3 separate regions of the Homo sapiens genome follow, and regions 2 and 3 are each linked to region 1. Evidence: chromatin loops called from intact Hi-C (ENCODE). Cell type or tissue: PC-9. All regions are shown on one strand. Each heading gives the region's core, and the rest is flanking DNA. Links, peaks and the distances in the headings are about the cores only.

Evidence for each region. Peaks named below come from ENCODE experiments on the same cell type or tissue, not always from the same donor. Only the 100,000 strongest peaks of a DNase experiment are listed, where the experiment ranks them.
Region 2: it touches region 1 in a loop (5-fold over the local background); 3 of 110 quality-filtered maps call a loop at or near these places.
Region 3: a loop joins it to region 1, with 7 times the contacts of the local background. A loop is called at or near these places in 20 of 110 quality-filtered maps.

What each region holds. Positions count from the first base shown.
Region 1 is chr21:36,857,031-36,867,963 of GRCh38, reverse strand. The region is part of intron 6 of HLCS (holocarboxylase synthetase); the gene reads left to right. Among named protein-coding and RNA genes, the nearest start is that of HLCS-AS1, 100 kb to the left of the region's middle. RefSeq lists enhancers at 7,481-7,775, 7,331-7,919. In PC-9, for the core only: no CTCF peak of the experiment used is centred there; DNase peaks (open chromatin) are centred at 6,823 and 7,643; H3K4me3 peaks cover 733 bases; H3K27ac peaks cover 3,559 bases.
Region 2 is chr21:36,778,367-36,789,299 of GRCh38, reverse strand. All of the region lies in intron 6 of HLCS (holocarboxylase synthetase), which reads left to right. It overlaps LOC105369305 (a long non-coding RNA gene), which reads right to left. Exons shown (of 2, transcript XR_937700.3): 1 at 1-10,933. Among named protein-coding and RNA genes, the nearest start is that of SIM2, 85 kb to the right of the region's middle. RefSeq lists an enhancer at 2,081-2,616. In PC-9, for the core only: no CTCF peak of the experiment used is centred there; a DNase peak (open chromatin) is centred at 5,089; H3K4me3 peaks cover 549 bases; H3K27ac peaks cover 1,098 bases.
Region 3 is chr21:36,905,140-36,916,072 of GRCh38, reverse strand. All of the region lies in intron 5 of HLCS (holocarboxylase synthetase), which reads left to right. Among named protein-coding and RNA genes, the nearest start is that of HLCS-AS1, 56 kb to the left of the region's middle. RefSeq lists an enhancer at 5,335-6,534. In PC-9, for the core only: no CTCF peak of the experiment used is centred there; a DNase peak (open chromatin) is centred at 5,972; H3K27ac peaks cover 2,278 bases.

The DNA.
Region 1 (10,933 bases), core at 1,969-9,968:
GCCAGGCTGATCTCGAACTCCTGACCTCAAGAGATCCTCCCAACCGTAAGAGATCCTCCCACCTTGGCCTCCAAAAGTATTGGGATTACAGGCGTGAGCCACCGCACCTGGTCATCTTACTGTATGTTTCTATGTTGGGATAAAAGATTAAGTTGCTATAGTAAGAGACTTGACAGTAATTTGGCTTTAAAAGAAGGGCATGTAGTTCTCCCTCATGTGACAGAACATAATAAGTAGTGTATGTAGGTCATTGGGCTGCAGTGTTCCATGCAGTCATTCAGAGACCCAGGCTGACAGGGGCTCTGCCGTCTTTAACATGTGACTTTCTAGGTCAGTCATCTGGTCATTGCTTTTCCACACAGCAGATAAGACAAAGGAGTGGAAATAGAGGGGTAGAGATTTTCTCTTAAACGTGTGAGGCTGGAGTGGTATGCTTCATTGGCAAGAACCTGGTCCTAGCCTGCCTAGCTGAAAGGAGGGGAGTCAGGGAGATGCACTTTGCAGCCAAAATTCTGTTGCCAAGAAGGGGAAAGTAGATTTGGTTGGATTTTGATCTGTGTTTGCTGCTGTGTTACTCTATAATTCAGCCATGTACTCTGGAGGTTTAGCTATGTTGTAGCCAATTGATCTATCTCATTCCTTTTTACTACTGTACATTATACCACAATAAGAGCATGCTACGCTTTGTTTAGCTGCTAGCTGTTTCCTTCCTAATGGATAGTTAGCTGATTTCTGTTGTTTTTCTCTGAGAACCAATGTTGCAACGCCCATCGAGGAACTCTGCCCCCCAGATATATGTACATGTGTGATGTTTCTCTTTTATGGGAACTGGGTCATCAAGCATGTGTCTTTAGTCTGGATAGCTATTGTTAAACTGCCTACAAACTGAGCAGATCTATTAATATCAGTTTACACTTGGGCCTTTGGGGTTTGAGAGGACCTTTTTCTCTGCAACCATCTGTGGGCTGATTTTTGCATTTTACTTGTGATAACAAGGGAGGGTAACTGCCCCCTTTCCATCATCCCCCAAAAGGGAAAAAATGAGCACTAGCATAAAAGTTCTTTGGAGAAATATTATCGGATAGATTCAGTAGAGCAGAACCTTTAAAAAAAAAAAAAAAAACTACTCAAATTCTTGGCTTGGTTTTATAGCCAGCATCATCTACTACTAATTTATTTCTACTTAGTTACCCAATTTAGCATCAATTTAAAATCTGTGGTTGAAGATGATAGTTAGAGATGAAACTGAATTATTTAAAGGAAATGAAAGTTACCTTTTGATTTAGCACCAGCTGACATGGAGCAAGATTGCTTTTGAGGACTTTATGATCGAAGGAATGTGATCCCTGTGTTTCCTCTGTGAATTTGCCCAGTCATGAAAATAGTCGTGTAAATGAAAGGGACTCCACCTTTCCTAGACTGGAGTGGGAGATGTAATGCACTCGCAACAGCTTATATCTAGTCAGATGCACGATTTTAAGTTTGAACTTGCAGAAATCCATCTCATTTTTACACCAGTCTTTTACGCCACATTGTACACTAACCTCACATAAAGTGTAATGACCGTCAAAATGGCTATTTCCCTAATTATAAGATAATATTCATAATCATGTCACATTTGTTGATGTTTCCTACCTAGTGTGTATCTTCAGTTTATGTCTTCAATTTCCTTTTTGAAAAAATAATGAATTCCTCCAAGTCTCAAGTTATTGGTTTAATTTCCAGCATTTCTGCCCTTCCCTTACCATTCCCTTCCCCCACCTCTGCCCCGAAACATACATGTATATTACTTTGGTGCTACTAACCAACTAATTTGGTCCAGATTGAAAGGTATAAAATGTATACAATTCACGCTCACAAAAGTAAGACAGCACATGTGAATTCAAGAAACTGTTAGTTATGAAGCTCTTTACCTTTCTGAAAGGAAAGTACTTTTAAGCTTCATTGAATGGATCTGTGAAAAAAGTTGAGTATTATTTTACAATAATTTTAGACTTTCATGACTGGAAATTAAATACAGCAGTTTTAAAGGCATATTTTACTTGAGCTTTTACAAGCTCAGGCCATGTTTTTATTAAAAAATCGGACTCAGCACCTTATATGGAGTACAATACCAGATGTGAGATATAAGAGAAATTGCTGGGGCCACCTGCTTACTGTGTATTAAAAACTTGTGTGGTAGCTGATGTTATATAAAGTATGTATGATAGGGAATAATTCTGAGTTATTAGACCATATCAGAATAGTAAGGGTCACTGGTGGTGGAATGTTCAGAATTTTCTATCACAGTTTACTATTCGTTTGGAACAACCAGGGTTGAAATGATGACCCTCTGCTTAAAAATAACAATAACAAAACGGTACAAAGACTGAAGAGGTTCTCTGGGTATGTTTAGGAGAGGCAGGAGCTGGGGAGGAGAAAGCCGAAGAGGGTCTGCTCCCTAATCTGATGGCTTTGTGTGGGGCAAGCCACAGAGTTCTAATTTATAGAGCTTTTCTCTGTTTTTCTGAAAAACACTTTATTGTTTGTTTTTATGCCATTTTCTAACATTTTTCATCTTTTTCCATCTTTGCTTCTTTCCTGCTTGCATCTCCTTTCTCGGGGTCCCCAGGAACAGAGCTTCTGTTTCAAGGTTTAACCGGAGTAGGAGACCCAGGAGTCTACAAACCTGCCTCAGAGCCATTCCTTTAAACTGGCGCGCATTCTGGGGCACATAAGTGGGGAGTGGTGGAGTTTTCAGACCCTTAGCCTCCACGTGGACTCTTGCCTGAGATTGATCCGCCCGAGCAGATGTCAGTGGTGGGGGTATCAGCCTGTTTTCTTCTCCCACCCACTGCCACGCACCCCACCCTGCCCCGCCCCACAACTGACTTTTCTCACCCATCCATAATCTTGCTATGGATGGAGCCTGTCTGAGACGGAGCAGCCTCTAGGGTGGCAGACAGGGCAACATGAAATATTGGTGTCAGAAAGCAAAAGACAAGATTTTAAAAAACACTTTTTAATGATAGATAAGGCATGATTTTTGACAAATATGTTGGAAGCAGTTTAAAGAATTGAGCAGCATTGCTATAATAAAACTCCTTTATTTCCCTGTACTTAGGTATATGGACAAGGTTTCTCAGTGTTAACATCTATAAAAAATGGAAAGTAGAAATAGAATTGATGTTAACCTTGTCTTATTCTAGCCATAAGTAATATTCATCTATAGAAAGGATAAAAAGGCCCATTCATCTTTTTAAAAGATGGATTTCCAATGGATTTCAAGTTATACATAATACTTTTATTAAAATTTAAAACATTTATATTTTGATCCATTCTGTACTATTGGTAATTGTAACTGAATCAATTCATAATATGAAAACTTAACACTTAGAGCTTAATGGTTACAGGAAATAAAAACTACAATTTTTTGATGTGTATTTTTATTGTAGATAAAACAGAGAAGTAAGACTTTTAAGCAGGATTAGGATGGAATTGGGGTGAAGTAGAATTTTCTTGAAGGAGGAAAGGGAATGCAAATTTTTGACTAAAGGAAATGTTTGTTCATGTACTTTTTTTTTTTTTTGAGACGTAGTCTTTGTTGCCCAGGCTGGAGTGCAGTGGCACAACCTCGGCTCACTGCAGCCTCCATCTCCCAGGTTCAAGTGATTCTCCTGCCTCAGCCTCCCAAGTAGCTGGAATTACAGGCACACGCCACCATGCCCAGCTAATTTTTGTATTTTTAGTAGAGACAAGGTTTCACCATGTTGGCCAGGCTGGTCTCAAACTCCTGACCTCAAGTGATCCGCCCGCCTCAGCCTCCCAAAGTGCTGGAATTACAGGCATGAGCCACGAAACCCAGCCTGTTCATGCACTTTAGATGATGGTGGATAACACATTTTTATGATAATTTGATTCCTTTGAACACACTTACAAGAGTGATATAATAGTTTCATTTAAATGTCAATATTGATCCCAAACCAGAAATTGCATCCTTTGCAACTGTCCTAGCTTAGACGGAAAACTTTTATGTGAACTTAAAAATATGCAGGGCTTTCATAGTTTTTTTTGTAATTCTACTAGGGGACATTTAAGCCAAAGGTTTGAAGCCCACTACTTTGTGGCAACATAGCTGAGTTCCAACACCACAGCATCAGAGCATTTCTTAACCTTGTGGTGAGTGGTTGAGATGAATTGTTGGGTCTTGAGCAGCGGAACTTTGCCAAGAAGAAATGATACAAAGAGAATCTTGAACAAGTTTAGGCATTTTGCAGTAATTTTCAGTTTTCATTACTATGCTGAAAAGATCTATCTGTATGATATCCAGAGATGTGGTTGCTGCAGTGAGGTCTTTAAGTGCAAATCTAATCACGTTCCTTCCTTTCTCAAAAACTCACAGGCTTTGCATTTCAGAACCTACAAAATCCCAACCCTGAGCATGGCAGGGAAGACTGACAAGCACTGGCCCCAGCCTCTCTTTCCAGCCTTGACCCTTTCTGTGACCCCGCCTGTGACCCTCATGCTTTCTGTTTTAGTTTCACTAAACACCTGCTATTTCCTGAAACTGGATCTTTGAATGTGCTGTTCCCATCCCTGATTATTCCCCACCCCCACATTTTCCATCTGATTCCTTCTCAGTGGATCGGCGATGGTCAGTTCTCTCTCCTCTGCAAGCCTTGCTGATGTCTCCAGGTGGAATCTCCCTGTTTAGAGCTTTTATGGTGCTATTTCTAAATCTCTGTGCATCATTCTATGCGACTGTTTTTATGTTTCTTCACTGACTCTGCACCCAGAAAGCAGGATTACTGTTTTACTTGTTCCATGTCATGCCTGGGAGAATAATGTGCACTCATATTTATGACTGAACATACATTTCTGTCTCATGGGATTTGGGGAATTTGTAGCAATTAAGAAATGGTGAAGCCAGGCTCAGTGGCGCGATGTAGTCCCAGCTATTCGGGAAGCTGAAGTGGGAGGATCGCTTGAGGCCTGAGCAACATAATGAGACCCCGTCGCTTTAAAAAAAAAAAAAAAAAGAGAGAAAGAGAAATGACAAGTGTTGAATTAGGGGCGTAACATGGCTTGGTGGAAAGAATAATCCAGAGACTTTGGGACTTCGGGGCTCACTTCTGCCATTGCTGAATTCCTTCCTTTTGGTGAGTCTCCAGGCCTTTCCTCTTCCTTCCCCTTCCAGGTCCAAGAGATGTGATGTAGGCTCTATAAGGCTCATCAGCCATGCGAGAGCAGCGATGGTGGCCCAGGCCCCGACTGTAGGAGCTGAAAGACAGGCGACCACACCACATTACAGGAGGGTGAGAGGAACGGATGCGGAGAGGTTCTGAACTTGTAGGTCAAAATGTGAAATTCGAAAGAATACCCAAAAAACCTAAGAAAATTTTGTAAAGGAAAATAGATTTATTATTAAGCACATGAAAAGATGCCCAACATCAGTAGCCATCAGGGAGATGCCAATCAAAACCACAATGAGATACCACCTCACACCTGGGGCTGTCAGAAAAAAGGCAGTAACAAGTATTCGCAAGGATGTGGAGACACTGGAACTCTTCCACACTGTTGATGGGAATGTAAAATGGGGCAGCTGCTTTGGAAAACAGGCAGCGCCTTGCAAGGTTAAATACAGAGTTAACCATGTGATACAGCAACTCTGCTCCTAGACACCTACCCAAGAGAGATGAAAACAGAGGTCCACACAAAAACTTGCATGTGGATATTCATGGCATCACGCTTCATGATAGCCAAAAGGTGGGAACAACCCAAATGTCCATCAGTGGATGAATGGATAAATAAAATGTCTAGTCATATGATGGAATATTATTGAGCCATAAAAAGGAATGCAGTACTGATGCATGCTGTACCATGGATGAACCTTGAAAACATTATGCTAAAATGAAAGAAGTCAGACACAGAAGAAGACCACATGTTGTGTGATTTCATTTATAGGAAATGCCTAGGATAGGCAAATCCATGGGGATAGTAAGTATAATAGATCAGTGGTTGCCAGGAGATTGGTTGAGGGGGGTGGAGGAGAGAGGAATGGGGAGTGGCTGCTAATGTGTGAGGGATTTCTTTTGGGGGTGATGAATCTGGAATTAGATAGTGGAAATGGTTATACAACTTTGTGAAAGTATCAAGACCGTTGAGTCTTATACTTTGAAAGGGTGGATTTATGGTATTTGAATTATGTCTCAGTAAAGCTATTATTTTTAAAAAGACAGATGGTACAGAAATTCTAAAGCTTACGTCAGAAGTGATGTAAGAGGGAGGTACTCTTTTAAAAGAAAGTATAAGCAAACGAACACAGTAACAGAAAACCAAATACTGTGTGTTCTCACTTACAAGTGGGAGCTAAATAATGAGAACCAATGAGCACAAAGAGGGGAACAATGGGCCCTGTGGCCTACTGGAGGGTAGAGGGTGAAAGGAGGGAGAGGATCAGGAAAAAATCTATTGGGTACTAGGCTTAGTACCTGGGTGACAAGATGGTCTGTACACCAAACCTCTGACACGAGTTTGCCTATATTAAACAAACCTGCACATGTACCCCTGAACCTAAAAGAAAAGTTTAAAAAGAAAAAAGAAAGTATAACAAACATCTTTTGGTGAAAGAGTATTTCCATATCTGGAAGCACCTGAGAGCTTGACGGACCACATAGGTAAACACCACAGGGACGTTACCTGGGCAAAGGGCAGTCTCTTGTGGTAGGGGAGGAAGGGGAGGGCTGTGGAGATTGTAGGGTCCAGAATTTTTCTCGTGGTTGCCTTCATTTGGGCTGTAGAGACACCGCCTGTGCTAAAAGGTAGGTTATATATGCTCTGTAATGAGAGGGACCACATTTCATTCCACTTGGTCATATCCTGTCTCCCAGCCCTTAGCACAGAACCTGGTCAGCATTCCATAAATGTCTGTTGAAATAAAATGAAGTAATTTTTCTGTCAACATAACCACCATTGGGAGAGGTGAAAAATTGAGAAAATGAATAGAATGTGTTTAACTTATTTTCACACTCATTTTATTGAAGCTCTCTGTAAAAATAAACCCAGGTGGACGGTAATTGATTGAGTGATAATTTCTAAGTAGCAAAGTGTTAAAGTAGATAAGTGCCTCCTACTGTGGAGAAACTGCCTGGCCAAAATCTGAACCGCTGAGGCGTTTATTTTAACACTGGGAAACATTTATTACCCTAAACTTGTTTCCATTCATACACAGCATCTATCATACCAGATGTGCCGTGTCTAAACTAGACATGGTTTAGAAAATGCAGTAATCCCTCTCTATCAGGTGAATTTCTAAGAGAAATAATTTTTCCTTTTTATTTATTGCTTTTTTTCTTCAGCCTCTCCTCCTTCCAAAATAAAATGAAAGTTGCAATTTAGCCTAATTCATTTGACTTACACAAAAATTAATATTAAATTACAGTGCATTTCAATTAAAAGTAATAATTAAAATTTGAACATCTCCAAATAAAACTTGAACTTGGGACCTTATTAACAATAAAACATCAGCAGCTTTCTCTGCATGTTGATCTGACCAGTCCTGGCCACTTTTAGTGGCTAGTTTGGGGAATTAGCCTGACTTCCTGGCGGGTGTGGCTTCCTGGAGGGGTGTGGCTTCCTGGAGGGGTGTGACTTCCTGGAGGGGGCATGGCTTTGGAGTCTGATCACCCTGGCTTGAGTCCCGCCCCGCCACTAACTAGCTGGCTGACCTTGGGGGAGGTTATGTGATCTGTCTCTGCTTAGTTTCCTCATTTGAAAAAAAGGAATAGTAATGCCTACTCAGAATAAGGTTGAAATCAAACACTATATTAGACACACCAAAGCAGGTGCTCAATTAAAAGTAACCCCTCCCACTGCAAAATGTACTATATATAGGGTTCGTGTGTGCACACATGCAGGGAACCCGAGCATTCTCATCCAGCTAATTCTGACCTAGAGCCTGCTGTAGAGTGGACTCTGCATGAATATTGATTGAGTAAATATGCGACCTGCAAGGAACAATTTCAGGATGGGGTCAGGGCCAGTGTGCCCTTAGGCAGCCAGGAGCCTCCAGTGGTGTAATTGATTATTGCGAAACCGTCTTCTTCCCCATCTCCTTGTCACTGTGCCTGAATGCCCACCTGAGCAGCATTGCTGCTGAAGGCTTCCCCACAAACATGTCTGGGAATGGTGGTTTGTGAAGCCCACCTTGGGACCACTTCTATTCCTTGTTGAAATCCTACAGTTTTATTTTAAACGAAATTCAAAAGGTTGAGGGATACTCCTGGGTTTGGAGTTGGATGCCCTTTAACCACAAGACAACTTGTATGAAAGTCACTGCTCTGTGCAGCAAGGCCACTCCAGCTGTGGGTTTGAGACAGACTTTTGAAACTAAAAGATGAAAATCTTCCATCTTCCTACCTCTGCAAAACTCAGTCCACTTACGCAAAAGAACAAGACTACAGTTGTCCTGCTCCCCTCTCCTCTTGTGGACCCTGTGGGGGTCCCAGTGGAGTTTGCAGAGTGGGGAGAGCTGAGGGTGCAAGGTCAGACTCAGAACAATGGATTCTTCAGCTTAGAAACCATTTGTGAGAAGCCAGGGAGGTTCTAGGAGAACCAAGTCAGGAAAGGAAGAATGCCAGGACAAAAGACAAAAAACTCCAAGCTGGCCAGGCATGGTGGCTCACGCCTGTAATCCCAGCACTTTGGGAGGCCAAGCGGGGCAGATCACGAGGTCAGGAGTTTGAGACCAGCCTGACCAACATGGTGAAACCCCGTCTCTACTAAAAATACAACAATTAGCTGGGCTTGGTGGCACACGCCTGTAATCCCAGCTACTCAGGAGGCTGAGGCAGGAGAATCGCTTGAACTCGGGAGGTGGAGGTTACAGTGAGCCAGGATCTCACCACTGCAATCCAGCCTGGGCGACAGAGTGAGACTCCATCTCAAAACAAAACAAAAAACAAAAAACTCCAAGCCAAACATTGGGTGACTTAGGGGCCTCAGAAGAGGTGTAGCCTGTAGATGACAAACCTGGTAGGAAGTCCTGCCCCAGTGGTTCCCAGCCTGTTGTAGATGTCCCAAGCCTGGGGAGGGGATGATGCACGAGGAGCATTTGGGAACTGGCTCACTCTGCAAATTTGGGTCATTTAGCCTCTGGTGCGTTGTGCATGGGCTTCCTCTTCACCTGGAAGGCACTTGCCCCGCACAGCTGCATGGCCTGCTCCCTGTCTCCTGCAGATGCCCAGAGGTCCTCATGGCAGGGCGGGCTCCCTCCCAGCCTGACAACAGCAGCCACCACCTCACTGCAGGCACCCTCCATCCACTATTCTTCAAGGCCTCCTCAGCCCTTGATGTACTGCGTTATTTAACATCTGTCTCTGTCTCTATCACTTAAACCTTACAAAGTCAGGAACTTTGCTCACTGCTGTATCCCTGGAACTTGGATGACACAGAGGCACGGTAAATATTTGTTGAGTGAGTGGATGCATTTCATAAACATATTCAGTGCTGTTTCAATCGTTTCCCCCCAATCTTCTGTTTTCTGTAAGACATTGATCTTTCCAACCTCAGTTTTATCAGTCATGGCATCTCTTGGAAACAAAGCTTGGTGGTGAGGACAGAGTCCCATCCTGAAATTTCAAGTAATGTTTAGCTAGCAACTCATTGTGGAATTATCTGTCTTTTAGAGATGTATCAAAAAGGACTCCAGATAAATGAGTGAATTAAATATTAAAATATGAATGAGGAGGAGAGGATAAAGTGGATATTTAGTCATGCTCTTGATGAGATAAGATTTCTTAAGTTTAAGGGCAGTGAAAGAAATTTTTTATAAAATCTTGATGACTTTAAATATCTAATGAAAATGTTTAAAATATAATAAAAAATAAACAAGATCCTGGCCAGGCGCAGTGGCTCACACCTGTAATCCCAGCACTTTGGGAGGTTGAGGCGGGTGGATCATTAGGTCAGGAGTTCAAGACCAGCCTGGCCAATATGGTGAAACCTTGTCTCTATTAAAAATACAAAAATTAGCCGGGTGTGGTGCCTCACGTCTGTAGTCCCAGCTACTCGGGAGGCTGAGGCAGGAGAATCACTTGAACCTGGGAGGGAGAGGTTGCATTGAGCCGAGATTGCACCACTGCACTTCAGCCTGGGTAACAGAGTGAGACTCCATCTCAAAAAACAACAACAACAAAAAACAAAAAACCAAGATCCTAAATTAAATGATGGCCAGCTAAAAACTGGGCTTTTATGGGGAAAACAGGATCACTCTGCTTTGTTGAGGGGAGCTTGGATGAAGCCACCAGAACTTGGGCCACTGAAATGCCATCCTAGGAGTGGGAGCTCTGAGCAGGAGCCCCAGCGAGGGCCCTGGAGGTTTGGGGTGGGTGAACAAAGGAGGATCGATGTGAGGACATTGGCATGACAGCTCATCTTCTTACCAAGCCTTGCTAAGACTGCTGGTATCATTGGTAACCTAGCTGGACTTCCTCCAGTAGTACACAAATGAAAGACCAAACAGCATGAATTCTTGTGAACCTCTTCGGAATAGGACTAGTGAGGAGAGTCTAGCAAGGAGACGGAGGTTCTCTGTATCTCTCCTACCCCACTCCTGCCTTCTGCCATTCCACCTACAGCTTTGGAATCGGATCGAACAAACAGAAAGGTTAAAGAAAGGGAAGAAGAAAGGATCTTGAGGGTTTGTTCATGTTCTCCTTTGGGAATATCGCTGAAGCAACTGACCTGGAACTGGAATGAATACCTGGTGTGGCTTGGGTTTTGAAACGGCAATGTTGAACAAGAGATAAGCAATCCTGATACGGGTTTTCAAACAGACCTCCATATTAGAGAAGACTTTTAAACATGTTGTTTGACCTATTTTGGTAGAGGCATTTATTGCTTTGCATGGCGCCATGTAAACTGAAATTTGTGCATATCAGAACAGTGTCCTCAC
Region 2 (10,933 bases), core at 1,121-9,120, 78 kb after region 1:
TGGTATGTACTGTTTAAGAAGTCGAACAACCAGCCTGGGCAACATAGCAAGACCCTGTCTCTAGAAAAAATTTAAAAATTAGCCAGGCATGGTGGCACACACCTGTGGTCCCAGTTACTTGGGAGGCTGAGGTGGGAGGATGGCTTGAGCCCGGGAGGTCAAGCCTGCAGTGAGCTATGATTGCACCACTGCACTTTAGCCTGGGCAACAGAATGAGAGTCTGTCTGAAAACAAACAAACAAACAAAATTAAAAGAAGTAGAGCAAAAAAAATCAGGTGGCTGTTATGGCCATAGGAGATGCGTCTTCTTATTGCCTTTTTCTAGTAGGATAATCAAGATTCTCAGTTACTAACTAGAGGGACTTTCTCTTACCCACTAGAACTTTCCTAATCAAAGAATGTATTCCTAATCTTTCTGCCCCTTCCCCCGCAAAAAAGTGCCCCACAAAAACAACGAAATCCAACTACTAGCAATTAAAGAGCTCTGGCACGTGACTGCACCTCAGTGTCTAGGACGTGAGAGTCATTCATCTTTACCAAAGAAGTTATTCATCCTCAGTAAAAGTTCCTTTGAGTTTTTATAACTTCAGGATCCTTTTAATAACACACTCATTTTATATAATAATATCCAACTGTAATGCAGTACATAAACCTCTCTCCCAGACCCTACCCAGAGCTCCTCCTCCCACACTCATTACTGCTCTGGTCTGTAGCAGGAACTTTAATCTTCCTCTTTGCATTTTAATGCTTATCATAAAAAACGTTATGAGAAGTTCCAGGCAGTTTCATTTTGTGAAAGCACACACAGCAATCTTGATTTCGTTAGAATGTTAAGCTCTGTTTACTGTTCTTGGGTTTATGAGGGTCATTCCGTGGGCCAGTGTGTAACAGTAGGTCTGGAGGCCCGTCAGCCCTAAGTTCCGATGGAGAAGCCACTGAGGTCCCCACCATTGACAAAGGGTCGCTGTGCGGTGTTGGTGTTTGCCTCACTCTTGGGCGGGCCCTGCACAGCTGAGTCATGAGCTCGGCACAGCATGTGTGGGAGTGAGGTGTGCCCATCAGCTCTGCCAGTGGCACGTGCCCCTTAGGGACATTCAGGAAGACGCTTCACCGAGCATTTGGCATGAGTGTGGAGAGGACCTGTGCACAGAACAGCTTCAGGAAGACAAAATGCCACCTCTAGGAAACATCTTGGTTTTAATCTTTTGTGGGGAGTGGTGGCCCCACAGTTTTGTAGAAGCTTGAGGGAGTGGAGGGAATCTAGCAAAATGGAAATGGAATAAACCCATGATCAGACTCAAGTCAACCCAGAGGGATGCAGAGCAAAGGAAATAAGAACCAAGCTGCAGCGTCTCCCCAGAAAGCCCTGGCAGCCCTGCTGGTGGGTAGGGGGTGGGTCTGGTCATCGGCACAGGTGACCTGGCTATTTTATCAGCCAGGGAACAGTAAATAACAGCAGCCAGTGTCTACGTAACCCTGACAGCTGATCAGGCATCTTCACAGGTCTTTTCCTCTTTTCTTAACTTTCCTTAGGGTCATGTGAGGTAGGAAGGAGAGAGCTGAGTTCTCTTTCTGTAGAATATCCTCATGGTCGAGCGGCTCTGACCAGGAAGCAGCGCCTGGTTGTGAAATGGCTGCATCTGGAATATAGGTGCCGCCTCCTCTCCTAGAAAGACCGCAAAGGAGCTTTCCATCATGTCCATTTGATGATGAAAAGAAACCAGGGGAGAGGAACCAGTGTGGCTAAATAAATGCCACAGAACTCTCCTTGGGCATCCCACGCAGCATGGCACATTTATTCCCTAGGGGCCCTGGGCAGTGAAGGGTTAGGGTCCAGTTTTATCTACAAGGAGATTGAGGCTAAGCCTAGGCAGGTGACCCCTGCGGGTCTTAACCAGCCAAGTGCCTCCATGGGGTCTTCTGTGCCTCCTGGCTGTGGCAGGGAGTCCTTGAACCAGCAGCCCATTGTGGTTAGGAACAGAGGCCGTGCTGGAGTGCAAATGGCCTACCAAAGAGGTGCCTCGTCCCACGGTGGCCCTGGAGGACTGCTCTCGGAGGAACATCCAAAACTGAGCCGGACCTGCACTCAGAGTGGACGTGGCAGTGCTGAGGCACACCGACACCCACAGCCCCATGCTCACGCGTGGCCTGGTGAAAACCTAGGAAGTCCATGCTCTTGCGACGTGTTCAGTGCTTCTTCGCCCTGGAAAGTTCCAATGTTGAAATGTGGCTGCACTCAGTGCTGCCTGTGGATGGAATTATGAACTGTGAAGGCCAGCTTCATTCTCCCTACATGGTCGCATCTTTCAGTGCACTTGGGGGTGTGCTGGGCCCCGACCACCCCTGCCGAAGTGAGCCATCCCCGCCTGGACTCTGACACCTCTGTTGTCCCTACTCCTTAAGAGGCCCAAGGCCTCATATCACTCGTTATCCTTCCCATCAATGTCTTTTCTCCCTGGTTGATTACACATTCGGTGAGAATGCAATTTTGCTTACGATTTCCTTGGATCCTCCCATATAGCTAATATGTCATTTAATTCATAGGAATCCAATAAACACATATTTATTATTAAAGACTCCACTGACTCTGTCATTTCAGATGGTTCAAGATGCCTTTCCCTCTCCAGATTTTTTAGGAAAAACCGAAACAAAGAAAATGCATGGAAAAGATTTATGTGTTTGGTTGGGGGAGGGGAAATTAAACTTCTCATAATAGTTTTTAAATTAAATTTTGTGCTCGTCCAAATCCTTTCCTTCTCCACCCCTTCCTCTGATATTCCCTTACTCATTAAAGCCCAGGATTTTGATGGTATTCACAGGGAAGCTGATTTACTGGAATAAAGAAGTTCTTTAAGTTTTAAATTTTGGAACGTTCCCAGTGTGTCTGAACCTGGGTTTCAGATTTTACTGGCATTTTGTTGGCAAAGCAGTCTTTGGAGCCCTTCCTTATTTGAGCGTGTTTCCTGACACCTTTGGCGGTATGGTACTGTGTTTTTTAGATTTAAAAAAAAAAAAAGCTTAAATAGAAAAGCATATATAAACATATACAGAAGATTGATTGTAAGATGTCAAGCAAAATAAAACAGCAGCATACACTCTCAACAATTAACAAATGGGAAGCATTTTCTTTTTAACGGAGCAGGAAGAGGCAAGATGAAGGCAAAGAGACCAGAAGGTTCAGGAAACCCTGGAGAAGGGCAGCTTTACATCTGGGCCCATTCTCCTCTCCTAGCAGAAGTGTCCCTGTTGAAACAGGGTTGAGGATACAGCCCATCCCACCATGCTGAGCCTGTAGTCGATACCTGCAGCTCTCAGGGCCACAGACAGACACAGGATCCAACTCAGAATCCTGTGGAAGGGAAAACACACAATGGAGGGGTCCCCAGAGAGAGGAGTTCTGCCACCTGGGCCTGAAATAGCAAGGGAGGAAATAGTATTTTCCAAAGACTCATAGGTGGGAGGGAGTGGGTGAGATCCAGAGTCCTAAAGCTAGCATCCTGCTTCTTGGGGAAACCTAAGAGCATTTCCACAGAGATCAGGAGGAACAAGGCCAGGATACACCCACTGCCTCCACTTCTATAATACTTAGCATCATCCTGGAGGTATTACCCAATCCAAGTGGACACGGAAGCCAACTGGAGACCTAAGAATCAGAAAAGAAGTAAAACTCTATCTGTGGATGATATTGTAGTATATCTGGGAAACCTTGAGAATAAACGATCAAACTAAACAAACAGTACAAGGATTCAGTAAGAGAACAGGATATAAAATGTCTTGCCAGCACAGAACCCACCCAGAAGCACGAATCCACCCAGGTCTCAAGGGGTCAGCCCCCACAGGCAGAGAGCCGGGAGAGATGGGTAGAAAATGGAATTGGGGGCAAGGGATGGAAAATAACCATTTGAACGAAAATCTGTTGTAGAATTGGATTCCGAACCAGGTTTCGTTCACGGGGGCCATAAACCCAGCGTGTCATGGAGCAAAGCCCTGCCTGAAAGAAAGAGGCCCCTTGTCCCACTGAGTGAAGAGTTAAGCTGGTGCTAAGCATCCCGGCAAACGAGCTCTGGCGTGTTGGTTGATCTCTGGCAGGGCGGGGTGCAGGGAAGGCTCTGAAGAGAGGTGGGAGCCGAGAGAGGGAAAGAGGAAGGTGACACACAGGGCGTCAGGGTGGTGAAAGGCACACTGGTTTTCAGGCCAGCTGGCAGGGCAGGGCATTCTTCCTTGTCATTACCCCGAAGGCGACGGTACCTGGGGTAAAATCAAGGGCCCAAGTGGCCGGGTGGAGCTGCCCTTCTGTAGGAAGGAATTCGTTACCTTCAGGTTCCTTTGTTTGCCCAGGTGTTTCAGATGCCCCTTCACTCTGTAGGTAAAGAAACTTCTTATTAGTATTATAATTTATGTAAATTTCATAAGGGAAAATGAAGTATTTGAAGCAGAATACGTACAGAGCTGGGAAAATAACTGTTCAGACACATAGCACAGAACTGATGAACTTGGCCACCAAGCTGGTAGTATTTACTTTTAGAAAATGTAAGGTGACTCTGTTTCAGTTCTCAGAAAAAAAGATAAAGCAAGAACCCCATTTTGATGTTATTATTTGGAAGTCAATTTCCAGATCTTTCTAGAAAGCCTTATAGCCTCCAGGACTGTTAAACTTACACAAATGCATTTTAAGAGGCTGGCCGGCCGGGCATGGTGGCTCACGCCTGTAATCCTAGCACTTTCGGAAGCTGAGGTGGGTGGATCACCTGAGGTCAGGAGTTCAAGACCAGCCTGGCCAACATGGCAAAACCCGATCTCTACTAAAAATACAAAAATTAGCCAAGCATGGTGGCACATGCCTGTAGTCCCAGCTACTTAGGTGGCTGAGGCACGAGAATTGCTCGAACCTGGGAGGTAGAGGGTTCAGTGAGCTGAGATAGTGCCGCTGCACTCCAGGCTGGGTGAAGAGCAAGACTCTGTCTCATTAAAAAAAAAAAAAAAAAAAAGAGGTGGTATTTCTACCTTGAAATTCTGTTTTGATAAAAGCAAAAGATTCTTTCCTAGTGAGTCAGAAGATGGGCCTCTGAGCCAGGCAAACCTGGTTGACTGTTCTCTGATCTCACCAGGCCACTTCTGCGGTGTAGCTTCCACTTATCAGCAGTAAAATGAGACTACTTGGCAATGATGATGTCTTGAGAGTCACTGGGACATTTAAATGAGAACATGGCTCATACCAAGGGCCCAGCATGTGGATGGGTGCTCAGTCAAAGGAACCACTGGCTTGCTTGCAGTGTAGAATCTTGAGATCTATAGCTGAAGATACCCCTTCCCCATGGCCCGTTCATTCATTCATTTATAAGACCTTGGAGAAATCTTACAGTGAGTGGAAAGATGGTGCCATGTTGGCTGGTGTGCTCACTGTTGGAAGCCTGCCATATTGAGGTGGCAATCAAGTGTGTGTGTGTGTGGATTTGTGCATGTATGTGTGTGTGTGTATGTGCATGTGTGTGTGTGCATGTGCACACATGCTTGTGTGTGTGCGAGACACCAGCCCTTGCTATGCTTCATGGTGCTAAAAACGACATCTGGCAGACCTGACATCTGGTGATCGCGAATGAAGCCACTGTAGGGAGACAGAACACCAACAGGGATTCAGACACACTAAGTGGCTGTCTTGCACGTAATGGCACTTTGTGGTGCACACTTTGTGTCCGAATGCCAGTTCTTTGTTCCTTTCCCCTTTTTCCTTTTCCTCGACTACCTACCACCCTCTGGCTCTAGAAAATGAAATCTCTCCATCTGTGGGACTGTTGTTGTGCCGTCCTAGTAAATATCAAAATAATGCGATGCTTCATTTCAATCATTGAAGGAACCAGAAGAGAATTACTGCCTCTTTGATGTTGTAGCTCTGGAAATTTTTTAAAAGAAATGTAGTTTTAAAAAAGTCATTGAAAAATAGCTTTGGGAACAGTGGTTTTAGAACCCCAGTCTTTGGACCAGCTGCATTCTAATCATCTGGGACACACCCAAGCTCTGGCTCTGGAGGTTGGGATTCAGAGGGTATCTGGGGTCTTAGCATCAGTTTGTTTTTGCTTTGTGTTTTAAAACTGCAGGCGATTCTGATGGGCAGCATTGTTTGAGAGCCTAGCTCTGGAGGCAGCTTTGCCTCTGTGACCTTGATGGTATGGCCAGGAACCCATGCTTGTTGAGGTGGGTAGCTCCTAGCAAAGACTGAGGCATTTGTTAAAATTGAGCAAAAAGTATTAATACAATACAAAACATCTAAATATGTTCTCATCTGTTTCTGGAGGTTTTCTTTGTTTTGGTTTTGGTTTTTTTCGGAGACAGAGTCTCACTCTGTCGCCCAGGCTGGAGTGCAGTGGTGTGATCTCGGCAGTCTCTGCCTCCCAAGTTCAAGTGATTCTTGTGCCTCAGCCTCGTGAGTATCTAGGACTACAGGTGCCTGCCACTATGCTCAGCTAATTTTTAGTAGTATTTTAGTAGTATTTTTAGTAGAGATGGGGTTTCACTATGTTGGCCACGTTGGTCTCAAACTCCTGACCTCAGGTGATCCACCTGCCTCGGCCTCCAAAAGTGCTGGGATTACAGGCATGAGCCACTGCACCTGGCCTGTTTCTGAAATTTTAATGGAAATGGTTGAGGAGAGTCTTAAAGTGTTTTCCTTTGCTGTTCGGTAATGCTCCCTATTCTCCTCTACACCCTCTCCATGGAACACGTTTTGTGGAATGTTCAGAGGCCTGGTCATTCTGGGCTGATCTCTACCAGAACTGGTCCAGACCTCTTAAGGAGGTCAGGTCTCCAGCCTGTTTGTCTGGAGTATTAAGGTAAAGCCTCAGTTAAGGTTCTTATATGTAGATTCTTAAATGTAGTCCACATTAATATAAACTCATTGTCTTACTACCCATGTGCTGCAAGTACCTCACATAGACCTGTAGGTGCAAAGATATTTGATTGAGAACAGGAGTTCTGAAAGCTATTTCAAGAAGAAATCAAAAAGGTTTCTTTTGGAATTTTCCTACAGGATCATTGGCAGAAATTTTTTTTTAGTCTTCCTCAGAAGGAGTACTTCAGTGGAAAAAGGATGGGCTCATCAAAAATGAAGGAAAATTTTCAAATTCATTTCAATGAAGTAAATAATATTGATACTTAAATCTGTTAAAGACAGTATAAAAATTACAGGCCAGTATCACTAATGAGCATCAATGCAGAAATTCTAAATAAATATTAACTAACAGAATCTAACATTAAGACAAATGTGATTTTTTTTTCTAGGAATGCAAGATTGGTTTAATATTAAAAAAATTAATAGATCTCTTAACTCATTAATATGTTAATAGATCAAAAAAGAAAAATGTATGATTATTTCCATAGATACTGAGAAAACACTTTATAAAATTCAACACCCTGTCCTGATTTTTAAAAATTCCAAAAATAGGACTTAGTGGATAATTTACTGACTTGTAAGTGTCTGTGAGTCCTAGATAGCATCTTATATAGCAGGGAAACACTAAGAAACATGGCAAGGAGGCCCACTGTCTCCACCTCTGTTTGGCATTGTACTAAAGGTATTAGCCAATCCAAACAGACAAGAGAAGTCAATTAAAGGTATCATTGAAAAAGAAGTAAAACTATCTGTTTGCAGAGGAAATGAGAAACCTTAAAGAATCAGTGATTCTCTAACTCAAACAATAAGAGAATTCAGTAATAGAGCAGGATATAAAATTATTATACAGAAATCAATAGTTTTTATATACAACAAGCAATAACTAGTTAAAGGAAATTATGGGATATATTCATAATAGCAACAAATAAGATAAAATACGTAAGATAGTGCATAAGAAATATGCACAATCAACACAAGATCACTTTAAAACAATCTGAAAGACACAAAAGTATATTTGAACAAATGTAAGTCATCCTTTGCTCATAGGTAGGACAACTCAAAATCACAAAGATGGTCAGTTCTCCCCAAGTTAATTTATACATTTAATGCACTTAGACTAAAAATACCATCAAGGCTTTTTTTTTTTTTTTTTTGAGACAGAGTTTCACGCTCCTGTTGTCTAGGCTGGAGTGCAATGGCATGATCTCAGCTCACTGCAACCTCCGCCTCAGCTCCACCTCAGATCATCAGGCCTTAGATTCTCATAAGGAGTATGCAACCTAGATCCCTTGCATGCGCAGTTCACAGTAGGGCTCCTATGAGAATCTAATGCTGCCGCTGATCTGACAGGAAGTGGAGCTCAGGTGGTAACGTGAGCTGTGGGGAGCGGCTGTAAATACAGAGGAAGCTTTTCTAGCTTTCTTACTCACCTGCCTGCCTGCTTCTCACCTCCTGCTGTGCAGCCTGGGGGGTGGGGGGGTGGGGCAGAGCTGGGGACTCTGCCCTAATATATAAGAAACTCTTAACTTTTGAGTTAACTCAAAAGACATTAACTGGTCATTGACTGTGTATACACACGCACATGCACAGACACACGCCACTGTCCATTGGTTAGGCTGTAGGGAAACAGGTATCTCTGCGCGGCTGTGTGCAGTAGTGGGGGTTCTGGCAGAATCTGATAAAGCTACCAGTGTGTTTACCTTCTGGCTCAGCATCCCACTTCCAGCAATTTACCCTGAAGATATACCTCCAGCAATATAAAAATCCATGCGAATAAGAGTGTTCATTATACTGTCCTTTTAGGAACTACCTAAATGCCTATACATAAAAGAGTGGTTGAAGAGGCTGTGCTACATCCACAGAATGGAGTCTGCTCAGCTTTAAGAAGAAATGAGGAGCCGGGTGCGGTGGCTTATGCCTGTAATCCCAGCACTTTGGGAGGCTGAGGCAGGCGGATCACGAGGTCAGGAGATCGAGACCATCCTGGCTAACATGGTGAAACCCCATCTCTACTAAAAATACAAAAAAAAAGCCAGGCGTGGTGGTGGGCACCTGTAGTTCCAGCTACTTGGGAGGCTGAGGCAGGAGAATGGTGTGAACCTGGGATCGCGCCACTGCACTCCAGCCTGGGCAACAGAGTGAGACTCCGTCTGAAAAAAAGAAAAAATGAGGAAAAGCTCTATGAACTTATTTGCAGCTGCTCCCCAGCACTAGCAACACCGCCTCAGCTCCACCTCAGATCATCAGGCCTTAGATTCTCATAAGGAGTATGCAACCTAGTGGTTCCCGGGTATATTAATTGTGTGGGGTAGGTGGATGGGGGAGACAAAAGAGCATCTACAAAATGGTAACTTTCTGTAAGGAAGACAAGGAAATAAGAAAATATGCATGTATCCATTCATTTGTGCAAAAAGGAACACAGGAAGAATAAACCAGAAATGAATGAGATTTTGATTTGTGGTTTACAGAAAGGAGGTGGAGTGGGAGACCTAGGTAGAAGGAATGGGTAGGGGAGTGTGACACTTCTCGGAGTATACTTGTCTGTGTACAGTTCCGACTCTGAACCAGGTTAAACAATGAAAAAGAAAGAAGGATTGGTGGGGTTTGGGTGTGGGGGTAAAATGTAATATAGAAGTACAGTTAAACCTAACCTGATTTCAGACAAATAAAATAACCACACTAAAGTAAAGGGGAAAAAAAAAAGAACAAATCCAAGGAAATGTTCAATACAATATTTGAATCTATACCCTCAGGCTAAGGGCAAAAAAAACTGTAAACAAATATTGAACTCTAGTTAGTAAGTGTGATTTCGCAGTAATATGGATCAGCACTGCTGAGACCACTTCCCCCTGTGTATTATGGCATTGAGCAAATGAATAAATAGTGTAGATAATGCAAGCCAGATTTCCCACTATTGGAGAAAGAATTTATGAATATAGAAAAGGAGGGGCTAGAATGAACCTTGTGGTATTGGATTGGATTGGAGTTTATGATGAACTTATGGTTTTCAAACTGGATGGATGGATGGGTGGTAGATGGATAGATTAGATAGAGAAAGAAGATGAGAATCTAGAGGAAGGAAGAAAGAAAGAAGGAAGGAGGGAAGGAAGGAAGGAGGGAGGGATGGATGGACGGAAGGAAATACAGTTGACCTTTGATTCATCAGGGGTATGAACTGCAGGGGTCTACTACACATGGAATTTTTTCAACCAAAGCAGATTATTCATGGGATGTGAAACCCATGTATATGGAGGCCAATTTTTTGTGTACTCAGGTTCCACAGAGCTCACTGTGGGACTTGGGAGGCAGTCTGGAACAAATCCTCCATGAATACCAAGGGACAATTGTAATGCATATATACACCCTAGACACACATGCACACATTTTCTATCTCTTTCTTAGCCCCAGTTTTTTTAAAAGACCGTTTTTCACCAAAAGGAACCAGAGCTCCTTGGAGAAATCGCTGATTCCAGGGCAGGGGCTGAGAAAGTTCAAGATGAGCCTAGAACCTCTTATGCCTGAAAGTAGAGACCTCTTATGCTGAAAGATGACTGGGACACACCAGTAAGACCCAGGAGCCAGACTGAAGGAGCATTCACTTGCCAGATATGTGGCTATTTGAGTATCAAAATAAAAAATGATAGGAAGGCATACAATCTACTGAAATAATAAGAATCTATAAGTCTACTCTGATATAAATAAATTAAAAGATAAATAATAAGTGGAGGGGAGAAGAAAAAGTTACTCCTTACAGTAGAACCTCACAAGTGAATATGGAAGAAATGATGGTTCAGAAAAATCTGTTTGGCAACCATCAAGTAAATAATTGATTCAAGGCCAGGCACGGTGGCTCACACCTGTAATCTCAGCACTTTGGGAGGCCGAGGCGGGTGAATCGCCTGAGGTCGGGAGTTAGAGACCAGCCTGGTCAACATGGAGAAACCCTGTCTGTACTAAAATACAAAAATTAGCTGGGTATGGTGGTGCACACCTGTAATCCCAGCTACTCGGGAGGCTGTGGCAGGAGAATCGCCTGAACCCAGGAGG
Region 3 (10,933 bases), core at 1,748-9,747, 48 kb before region 1:
GCAAGCTGATTTGAAAGCAAGGACCATATGTTGTTAATCTTTGTATCCCTTTCCCAGTATTTTGCTTATAGTAGACATTTAGTAAGCACATTTTATTTGGACACTTGCAAAGTGTTTTGGTTTTTCCCCCTAATGGATTGGGAGCTGCTTCCTTGGCTCCTGTGCACCGAGAGCCCCCAGAGACCCCAGGGACAGGCCGGCAGTGCACAGCCCTCTCTGCCCGAGCGGCTGCCCGCACAGTCCAGCTCTGTATTCTGGGAAAGCAGGATAAATAACCTAACAGGTTGTTAGGTTATTCTTAACAATCATGTTAAACAGTTTCTAGAAGAATCAGCTGTGGGCATGCCGGAGGAAACTGGCCAGATGGAGTTTCAGGGAAAAGTTGGAATTGTTTTGTGTGTTATTAAAAACACTTTTCAGTAGAAACTCTGCTTTTCTCCTATGAACGAATGCACCTTCTGAGCCGGAGCTTCTTAGACCGTGGCCTTGAGTGTGTGGGGTTAGACCCGCCCTCTCCTTGCACACGTAGGGCAGTGTTGGACGCCGCTCCCCTCTCTCCTGCCAGGCCTGGCCAGGTGTTATTCCCTGGGATTCTCTGAATGTTCCCAAGTGTCATGGTGACAGCCAGTTGGACCAGTGAACCTTTGCTAAGATAAGGTCCTGGAGCAGAAAGCTCTTGGCCTCTTGATATGGGGCCGCTTCTCTCTTTCCAGGTAACATATATTTTAACATAACATGATGTTAAAATTTCAACTGAGAATTAAACAGTGGAGGCTAAACATTGAATCTTGAAGCTCCGTTTTACCAGAGAGAGATGTTCTCGTTTTCTCGTTAGAAAAATGAAGAAGCTGCGGTCAGCCCAGGGAGTGCCTCTTGCGGCCTCACAGCTGATGGTGGCAGAGCTGAGGGCAGGATCCCATGCCAGAGTCCCCTGCCCCCACAAGAAGCCCAGGTGGGGCTGGCAGGTAACAGGCAAATAGCTGAGGATGGTGGGGCGGGGGGACATGTCAGCATCAGAAGGAAGGGAACGTGTGAATGGTCACGTTGGTGTGCATGTCGGCTAGGATGGGCACCTCTGGGTGCACCAGGCAGGGCTGCCTATGGGCCCCCAGGGCTCAGCCCCAGCGTTTTCCATGCCCTCCACCCCCACGCTGCCTGCTCTGTCAGAAGCCTGTTTGTGTTGGGCTGAGACAAATGGCGGGCGTTTTCCTTGGGCAGGCTTAATGAAGGCCCCAGAGACTCCTGTGGGTGTCGGTCCCGCACCCACGAGACCAGTGAGTGGAAGTTCGCGTCTCTCATTGTGGAGGCAGTGGCTGAGCTGCCCCATAGAGCCGCCCTCGCCGTTAGAGCCAACCCTGGCTTTCTCTTTGGTCTCTGCACTTGCAGAATAGATTCCGCTTCTACAGTGAGCCTGTTTGGCTTGGTGGAGGTGTGATGCCTATAAAACCAGCCTTATTAGAAATGACTTATTCACTCCCTGCTTTTACTGTTCTACTCAAGCCTTTTGTGGTCTTCGCTAGTTGGCAGGTAACAAAAAAATGCAGTAAATCCTGGGCCTTTCAGCGTCTGAGCCTGAGCTATCACTTTACATTATAAAAGGAAGACCGCTTAACAGACATTTATTGAGTGCCTACTGTGTCCCAGGCATTGGGGATCTAGAAAGCCCTGTGGCAAGTTCAGCCCTGGAGGAACTCATATTCCTGGGGGTTAGATAGCCAATGACATCAATCCTAAGTCCTTTGGAGTTGCTGAATCGATTTGGGCTCATCGCTAGATCAGGCTGTGTAGAAGTTCATGTTGTTGCTGGGACTAAGTCAGAGTTGTGCAGGGCTGGATGTGAGAGGGGACGCATAACCAGCAAGCCCACCCAGCCAGATGTGCTGGCCCCTGGACCGTTCACCTGTCGGCCCATCCCTGGGCTCCCGTGCTCCTAACTCTGGATGTTTCTCATCACTGGCTGCACTGGCAGGAGATTGATGGGCAGGATTTGAGAGAGGTCAAGGTATTAATATTATTTCCCATTAGCAGCTCCCCCTCTTGCTCCTTCAGTCCCTTGCTGGTTCCAAGTGCTTTGGCACCCCTTCCTTGTTCTTGGGTTCTCTTACCTCTGCCCACAGTCCTTCCATTACAGAACCCTTGTGAATATGACACCTCTTTCCTGCAGAAACCAGATAGGGGTGAGGTCAGCAGTAGCTCACTTACATGATAAAACCTTTATTTCTTTGTGAAAGTGTCCTCTCACAGCCTTGTCTAAGTAGGCACAGCTAGTGGGTGGTAGCTTCAAGGTTCACATTCAAGTTTCTTTTTTTTTAAGATGGAGTCTTTGTTGCCCAGGCTGGAGTGTTGCAGTGGCCCACCATCTCGGCTCACTGCAACCTTCACTTCCTGGGTTTAAGTGAATCTTCTGCCTCAGCTTCCCAAGTAGCTGGGACTACAGGCACCCACCACCATGCCCTGCTAATTTTTGTATTTTTAGTAGAGACGGAGTTTCACGATGTTGGCCAGGCTGGTCTCAAACTCCTGGCCTCAGGTGATCTGCCTGCCTGGGCCTCCCAAATTGCTGGGATTACAGCGTGAGCCACCACACCCCGCCAAATTGAAGTTTTTCTTATCAAACACTCTGCTCCCACCCCTGCCCACTGCCCTTCTCCCTCCTACCCCACCCCCAGCTCTGAGCCATACACATCCATTTTATGTTTATTCATAGTTGCATATTGAGTTTATATCTTTGTGATACCATCAGCATTTTGATTATAGAAAATAGGCATTTCCTAATTTGCTGCATTTTGGGTTAGGTAGGTCTCTTTGTGAGGACCGTGGGATAGGAATTAGAGCAAGGATTTGGGAGCCAGACAGATTTGGTTTCATGGGTTCAAATTCCAGCTCTGCGGTATACTGCCTGTGTGGTTTGGGCAGTCGTTAATGCTGTCTGGGGTCCCATTTCTTCTGCTGTGGACGGTGCTAATGATGCAGAGGTGTCGCCTGGAAAGGACTGGGGATCTTGGGTCCACAGCACCCAGCAGTGCTTGGCAGTGGATGGATGTGCAGAAAGTGGTGGCTTTCATACTCTTGTTGTAGCTAAGTGGGTGCCTAAGCAGAACTTAAAATCATTTAGCTGGAGAAGTGGGTGGAAAGTCACCTTGGAAATGACTTTTGTTCTGAGAGGTCCTTTGAGTGGCCTCTCTTAGTGATACTCAGGGACAGCAAGGAGGGACCCAGAGGAGAGCACAGCGAGACCCCTCGGTTGCCTGTGCAAGCTGTCCCTTTGCTCCCCCTGGTCTGCAGGGCTAATTGATGGCAGGGGTTGGGGGGGGTGGCTAATTGCATAGAGGACAGGGAGCTTTGTGAGAGTAAAGGAACTGAGATCCTGACTCCTTCTCTCTCTCCCTTTCTCTCTTTAATGTGATAAAATATATATAAAATAAGTTTACTGTTAGAACCACCTTTAAGTCTCCGATTCAGTGGTGTAAATTACACCCACACTATTTTACAACCATTTTCACTCTATATTTCCAAAACTTTTTTTTTAAGCGTCCTAAATAGAAACTCTGTAACAGTGAATAAATAATTCCCCTTCCCCTCTCCCTGTGGCTCCTGGTAACCTCTGTTCTACTTTCCATTTTTATGAATTTTCCTATTCTGGATATTTCATACAAGTGACATCATACAATATTTGTCCTTTTGTGTCTGGCTTTTATTTAACTTAGTGTAATGTTTTCAAGGTCCATCCATGTTATAACATGTATCAGAACTTCATACCTTGTTTTTTTTTTTTGGCTGAATAATATCCCCTTAATTGTATATGCCACATTTTGTTTATCCATTTGTCTATTGAGGGACACCTGGGTTATTTCCAGCCTTGGCTGTTGTGAATAATGCTGCCATGATCATTGGCACACACATATCTGGGTCCCTGCTGTCAGTTCTTTTGGGTTTATACCTGGGAGTGGAATTGCTGGATCATGTATTAATTCTCTGTTTAATTTTTTTTTTTTTTTTTTGAGACGGAGTTTTGCTCTTGTTGCCCAGGCTGGAGTGCAATGGCATGATCTTGGCTCACTATAGCCTCCGCCTCCTGGGTTCAAGCGATTCTTCTGTCTCCGCCTCCCAAGTAGCTGAGATTACAGGTGCTCACCACCACGCCTGGCTAATTTTTGTATTTTTGGTAGAGACAGGGTTTCACCATGTTGGTCAGGCTGGTCTCAAACTTCTGACCTCAGGTGATCCACCCACCTCGGCCCCTCCCAAAGTGTTGGGAGTACAGGTGAGAGCCACCGCGCCCGGCCCTCTCTGTTTAATGTTTTTTTTTTTTTTTTTTTTTTTTGAGACGGAGTCTCGCTCTATCGCCCAGGCTGGAGTGCAGTGGCGCGATCTCGGCTCACTGCAAGCTCCGCCTCCCGAGTCCACACCATTCTCCTGCCTCAGCCTCCCAAGTAGCTGGGACTACAGGCACCTGCCACAACACCCGGTTAATTTTTTTTTTTGTATTTTTAGTAGATACGGGGTTTCACCGTGTTAGCCAGGATGGTCTCGATCTCCTTACCTTGTGATCCGCCCGCCTCAGCCTCCCAAAGTGCTGAGATTACGGGCATGAGCCACTGTGCCTGGCCTCTTGTTTAACTTTTTGAGGAACTACCAAAATAGTCCCCTTCTGTTCTGAGAGTCAGTGTCACTAGACTCAGTCTGGGGAGTTAAAATGGACCTAACTGGAAGGACGCATCATCAGGGCCCCAGAGAAGGATGGCTGGATGGGTTCCAGGCTTGCTGCTGGGGCTGAGACGAGTGGTCTCTAACCCAGAGGCCAGGGGAGGGGGCAGGAGAGGCAGCGCAGAGTGCAGCTGGCTGCTGGGGACACACAGGGCCAGCTGGAGCGCGTTCTCCACGGGATGAGGGTGGCTACTTGGCTGTAGCCCATTACTGCTGTGTGGAAAGAGTTGCTGCTGCTTCAAAAGAGGCAGGAAATTTGATATGAAATATCTCAATTTTTAAGTGTTGCAGCTGGTTCAAAATGTGGGCTAAATAAACCACATCTCCAGATTCATTTTGGCCCGAGGGTGTCCCTAAGTGACGGTCAGCCTGGATGTTTGTGAAAATGGACTGGTTTCAGCAAAGTAAGCCACTGGAAGGTGGAAGCCCTTCAGAGCCGTTCGCTTTTGTGTGCCGGTGCTTGGGGCTAGTGGCAGAACACAGGGTGGGAAGCAGGAAGCAGCAGTTTTGGGAACTCATGCCAGGGTGCAGTGCCGTGCAGCGTGGAACCTGGACAGGTCAGGCAGGGGTTGGTTAGACCACAGGGGACCAGTGTGGCTAGACAGAAGCTGCCGCATAAGGGACCAGGCTGGTGAGGAGGTGCACACACGCAGACACCCAGACAGGCATTTCGCAAACCTGCATGGAGCCTTGCTTTGCTTGGTACTGGCACGCTGAATAAACGCCCACCCCAAGGGTTGTCAGATGATCAATCCCTGCCTTAGATGAAGTCAGGAAAAAAAAATAGTCCTATTTCAGGAGCGCCATTTTTTTTTTTTTCCATACAGAGTCTTGCCCTGTCCCCCATGCTGGAGTGCAGTGGCGCGATCTCTGCTCACTGCACCCTCCACCTCCGGAGTTCAAGCGATTCTCTTGCCTCAGCCTCCCACGTAGCTGGGACTACAGGTGTCCATCACCACGCCTGGCTAATTTTTGTATTTTTTAGTAGAGATGGGGTTTCACCATGTTGGCCAGGCTGGTCTCAAACTCCTGACCTCAGGTGATCCACCCACCTCAGCCTCCCAAAGTGCCGGGATTACAGGCATTAGCCACTGCGCCCGGCCCAGGAGTGCCATCTTTTGATTATAAAGATTTGCTGTGCCATCTGGCTTTGTCCTGTGAGTGAAGACACCAAGCGAACATGAAATTGCGTGTGAGTATTTTGCGTGTCAAATACCAATAGTAAGAATTGGATTGCGTCATATAAATTCCATACGAGTAGACAAATATTTGCTTCTGCTTCCTTGAAAGTGTTTTAAGAATGAGACACCCATAAAAGGAGATTGCGTACCATGTCTTTGATGATTCATTTTCTGATTAACTCACTTCTGGCTGCCTAGCAACTTACGATGTTATGACTGAAGCACAACTAATCTTATTATTTGCAATGAGGCAAATGTGTCTCTGAGATAGAAAACCTTTATGGGTTAAGATCAATTATTTGGTGTTTCTTGGGAAAAGAAGCTCCAAAACATACATGGAGATCATAAGAAATATTTTGAATTCAACACTGAATCTTGTTAGCTGGGTAAATTTAGCAGATAAGACAAGTAACAGGGGTGGAACCGCTCTAAAGTGATGTGGCCCACACCTGTAAACCCAGCACTTTGGGAGTCTGAGGTGGGAGGATTGCTTGAGCCCAGGAGTTCAAGGTTACAGTGATCTATGATCACGTCATTGCACTCCAGCCTGGGCAACAAAGCAAGACGCTGCCTCCAATCAATAAATAAAGTGGCGAGACACAGTATAACATGGGTTTCTGATCTTAATTGCACTCTGTCTGTAGCAGATGCTGCAATATGTTTACCCACCATAGAGTAGTCACTTCTGTGAATTTGCACTAGATACAGATTCAAGCATTCACTCTCTTTAGAAGTGGAGATATTGGTGTTATTTGGACGTTAGTGAATATGGAGTCTCCTGGGCCTTAGTATTGTTTAATGTTGCATAGGTTTGTTGCTGTTTGCTTTTTTAAAAAATCAACTTTATTTAGTTATGATTTATATTCAAGAAAATGCACCCATTTTAGTGTACAGTTTGATAAATGTTTTACATGTAACTACCTTTACAATCAAGACACAGAACATTTCCAGTATTCCGAAAGATTCCTTTGTTACCTTTCTTTTTTTTGAGATGGAGTCTCGCTCTGTTGCCCAGGCTGGAGTGCAGTGGCGCGATCTAGGCTCACTGCAAACTCCGCTTCCGAGGTTCATGCCATTCTGCTGCCTCAGTCTCCCTCAGTAGCTGGGACTACAGGCACCTGCCACCACGCCCGGCTAATTTTTTGTCTTTTTTTGGTAGAGGTGGAGTTTCACCGTGTTAGCCAGGATGGTCTCGATCTCCTGACCTTGTGATCCGCCCGCCTCAGCCTCCCAAAGTGCTAGGATTACAGGCGTGAGCCACTGCCTTTGTTACTTTTCTTAATCAGTTCTCATGCGCTCATCCACCCCTAAGCCTGGAGCCTCAGGAGATCACTGATATACTGTCTATCACTAGATGATTAGATTGGCCTTTTCTGAAACGTCATCTAAGTGGAATCATATAGTGTACTGGATACCCTTCTTTTTTTTGATCAGTGTTATGTTTTTGAGACTTGTCCTTATTGCATGTGTGGGTAGCCCATTACTTTTTATTCCTGAGTAGTATTCCATTGTATGGATATGCTGTCATTTATGGCTGTTTTGAGTAAAGCTGCTATGAACATCCACATACAGGTCTTTGTGTGGACATGTGTTTTCATTTCTTTTGGGTAAATACCTAGGAGTAGAATTTCTCGGTCATATGAGAAGTGTGTGTTTAACTTTACAAGAAACTGCCAACTGTTTTTCAAAACCATTGTACCATTTTACATTCCCACCAGTAGGGCATGAGAGTTCTAGTTACTCCACATCTTTGCCAACCATTGTAAAGTGTCAGATTCTTTTTTTTTTTTTTTAAGAGACAGGATCTTGCTCTGTTGCCCAGGCTGTCAGTGCAGTGGCACAGTCATGGCTCACTGCAGCCTTGAATTCCTGGGCTCAAGTGATCCTGCCACCTCAACCTCCTGAATAGCTGGGATATAGGTGTGTACGACCACTCTTGACTAGTTTTGTTTTTTTATTTTTTGTAGAGACTGGGTGTCACTGTGTTGCTTAGGCTGGTCTCAGATTCCTGGGCTCAAGCAATCCTCTTGCCTCAGCCTCCCAGAATGCTGGGATTACAGATATGAGCCACTGTGGCCGGCCAGAATGTTTTTTTTTTTCTTTTTCTTTTTTTTTGGAGACAGGGTCTTGCTCTGTTGTTCAGGCTAGAATGCAGTGGTGTGCTCACAGCTCATTGCAGGCCCAAATTCCTGGGCTTAAAATAGTTTTTTAATTTTAACCATTCAGGTGGATGTATAGTGGTATCTAATTGTGGTTTTAATTTGCATTTTCCTGTTGCCAAATGGTGCCAAGCATTTCTTCATGTGCTTATTGGCGATCCGATATTTTCTTTTGGGCAGTGTCTATTCAGCTCTTTTGCTCAGGCTTTAAGTTGAATTGTTTGTTTTCTTACAATTTTAAGACTTCTTTTTTATATTCCGGATACAAGTCCTTTGTCTGATATAAGTATTGAGAATAATTTCTCCCAGTTTGTTGTTTGTCTTTTCACTGTTCTTAGCATTATCTCTCTTTCCCTTTCTCTCTCTTTTTTTTTGAGATGGAGTCTCGCTCTGTCGCCCAGGCTGGAGTGCGCATGATCTCAACTTACTGCAACCTCCGCCTCCTGGGTTGAAGCAATTCTGCTGCCTCAGCCTCCTAAGTAGCTGGGATTACAGGTTCATGCCACCATGCCTGGCTAATTTTTGTATTTTTAGTAGAGATGGGGTTTCACCATGTTGGCCAGGCTGGTCTCAAACTGCTGACCTCAGGTGATCCACCCACCTCAGCCTCCCAAAGTTCTGGGATTACAGGTGTGGGCTACCATGTCTGGCCAGCATTATCTCTTCAAGAACAGCAGTTGTTAATATTCTTAATTTTTATAAAGTCCAGCTTATCACTTTTTTCCTTTTATGGTTCATGCTTATTTTGTTCCATCTGAAAAAAACTTTACCTACCCAAAGTCAGAAAGGTTTTCTCCTGTATTTTATTTTAGAAGGTTTGTAGTTTTACATTTAGGTCTATGATTTATTTCAAGTTAATTTTTATATACATGTGAGATAGAGATCAAGGTTTCATATTCTTGCATATGAATGTTTGTTTCAGCACCATGTATTGCAAAGATTATCATTTTTCAAGTCAGTTATCTTGGGCACTGTTGTCAAAAATCAATCAAACAGGCCAAGGTGGGAGGTTGGCTTGAGCTCAGGAATTTGAGGCTGCAGTGAGCTGTAATCACACCACTGCACTCCCCACTGGGTGGTAGCGCAAGACGCTGTCTCAAAAAAATTAAAAAAAATCAATCACACTTATATGTTTGGCCCTATTTCTGTACCCTATTCTGTGCCAGTAATCTATACCTATCTCTGTGTGCCAATACCACACCGTCTTGATATACTGCAACTTTATAGTAAGTCTTGAAAGCAGATAATGTAGGTTTTCCAACTTTTTGTTCCTTCCCAAAATTGTTTTGACCATTTAAAATAGTTTCTATTTTCAGCTTGTTAATTTCTACAAAAAAAAAAAAAAAAAGCCTTCTGGGATTTTGACTGGGATTACATTGAACCCATAGATTAATTTGAAGAATTGACATCTTAACAGTGTTAGTCTTCTGATCCATGAACATGGTGTATCTTTTCAGTTATTTACAGCCTCTTTAATTTTCTTTTTGTGTTTTTGAGATGGGGTCTCGCTCTGTCGCTTAGACTGGAGTGCAGTGGTGCCATCATGGCTTGTTGCAGCCTAGCTCCTGGGCTCAAGTGATCCTCTCACCTCAGCCTCCTGACTAGCTGGGACTACAGGTGCATGCCACCACACCCAGCTAATTAAAGAAAAACTCTTTTTTTTAGACATGAGGTCTTTCCATGTTGCCCAAGCTGGTGTCAAATTCCTGGGCTCAAGTGATCCTCCATACTCAGCCTTCCAAAGTGCTGGGATTACGAGTATGAGTTATGATGCTCAGACATCTTTAATTTTTAATTCAGGAGTGTTTTGTAGTTTTCAGTAAACAGGTCTGGCACATATTTTGTTAAATATGTCCCTAAATATTTCAGATCTATTGATGCCATTAAAATGATATTTTAAAGAAGTTCAGGCTCCAAATATTTATTGTTAGTATATGGAAATGCACCCAATTTTTGTTTTGTTTTTTTTTTTTTTTGAGATGGAGTCTCACTCTGTTGCCCAGCCTGGAGTGCAATGGTACAATCTTAGGTCACTGCAACCTCTGCCTCCCAGGTTCAAGTGATTCTCGTGTCTCAGCCTCCCAAGTACCTGAGATTATAGGTGTGTGCCACCACACCCGGCTAATTTTGTATTTTTGTAGAAGTGGGGTTTCACCATGTTGGCCAGGCTGGTCTTGAACTCCTGACCTCAAGTGATCCACCCACTTTGGCCTCCCAAAGGGCTGGGATTACAGACGTGAGCCACTGTGCCCAGCCAATTTTTGTATATTGACCTTGTATCCCACAACCTTGCTAAACTCACTTATTAGTTCTATTTTTTTTTTTAAGATTCCTTTGGATTTTCATGTCCTGTGCAACATGACCCAATAAAAGACAAAGAATATATTCACCTTTCTTGAGAATGACTGGTGCTGTGGCTGATTTAAAAGGGCCACATTTATGTGACTATAAAGCATTCAGCTGTTGGTTCCACCCAAATCATATTTAATTAACCTGAAATCCTAGAAGAAGAGAAATACTAAATTCTTGAAGATTAAATGTTAGAAAAATAACATTAATTAGAATTTTATAAACCCCCTTGAAGTGGAATCTGATAGTGGTTGTTTGTTGTCAATAGAACTAGCTGTAATGATTTCAAAGACTGTGCATTATTTTTGATGCTTACGTAGCCATCTCAAGACCATACTCTCTCATTGTCTTTTTTGAGTTTTACCTCTTGATTACCTATCTATCTGTTATTTGGAGAGTTTTCCTTGGTAAGGTTTTAATGTGCATTTATACAGTAAATGCTTATTAAGCATGCACTTTTGTCCTAGGTTCCATGGATACCGTTGGGAGCAAAACAGGAACATATGTATATTATCTTTATGGAACTTATATTCTAAT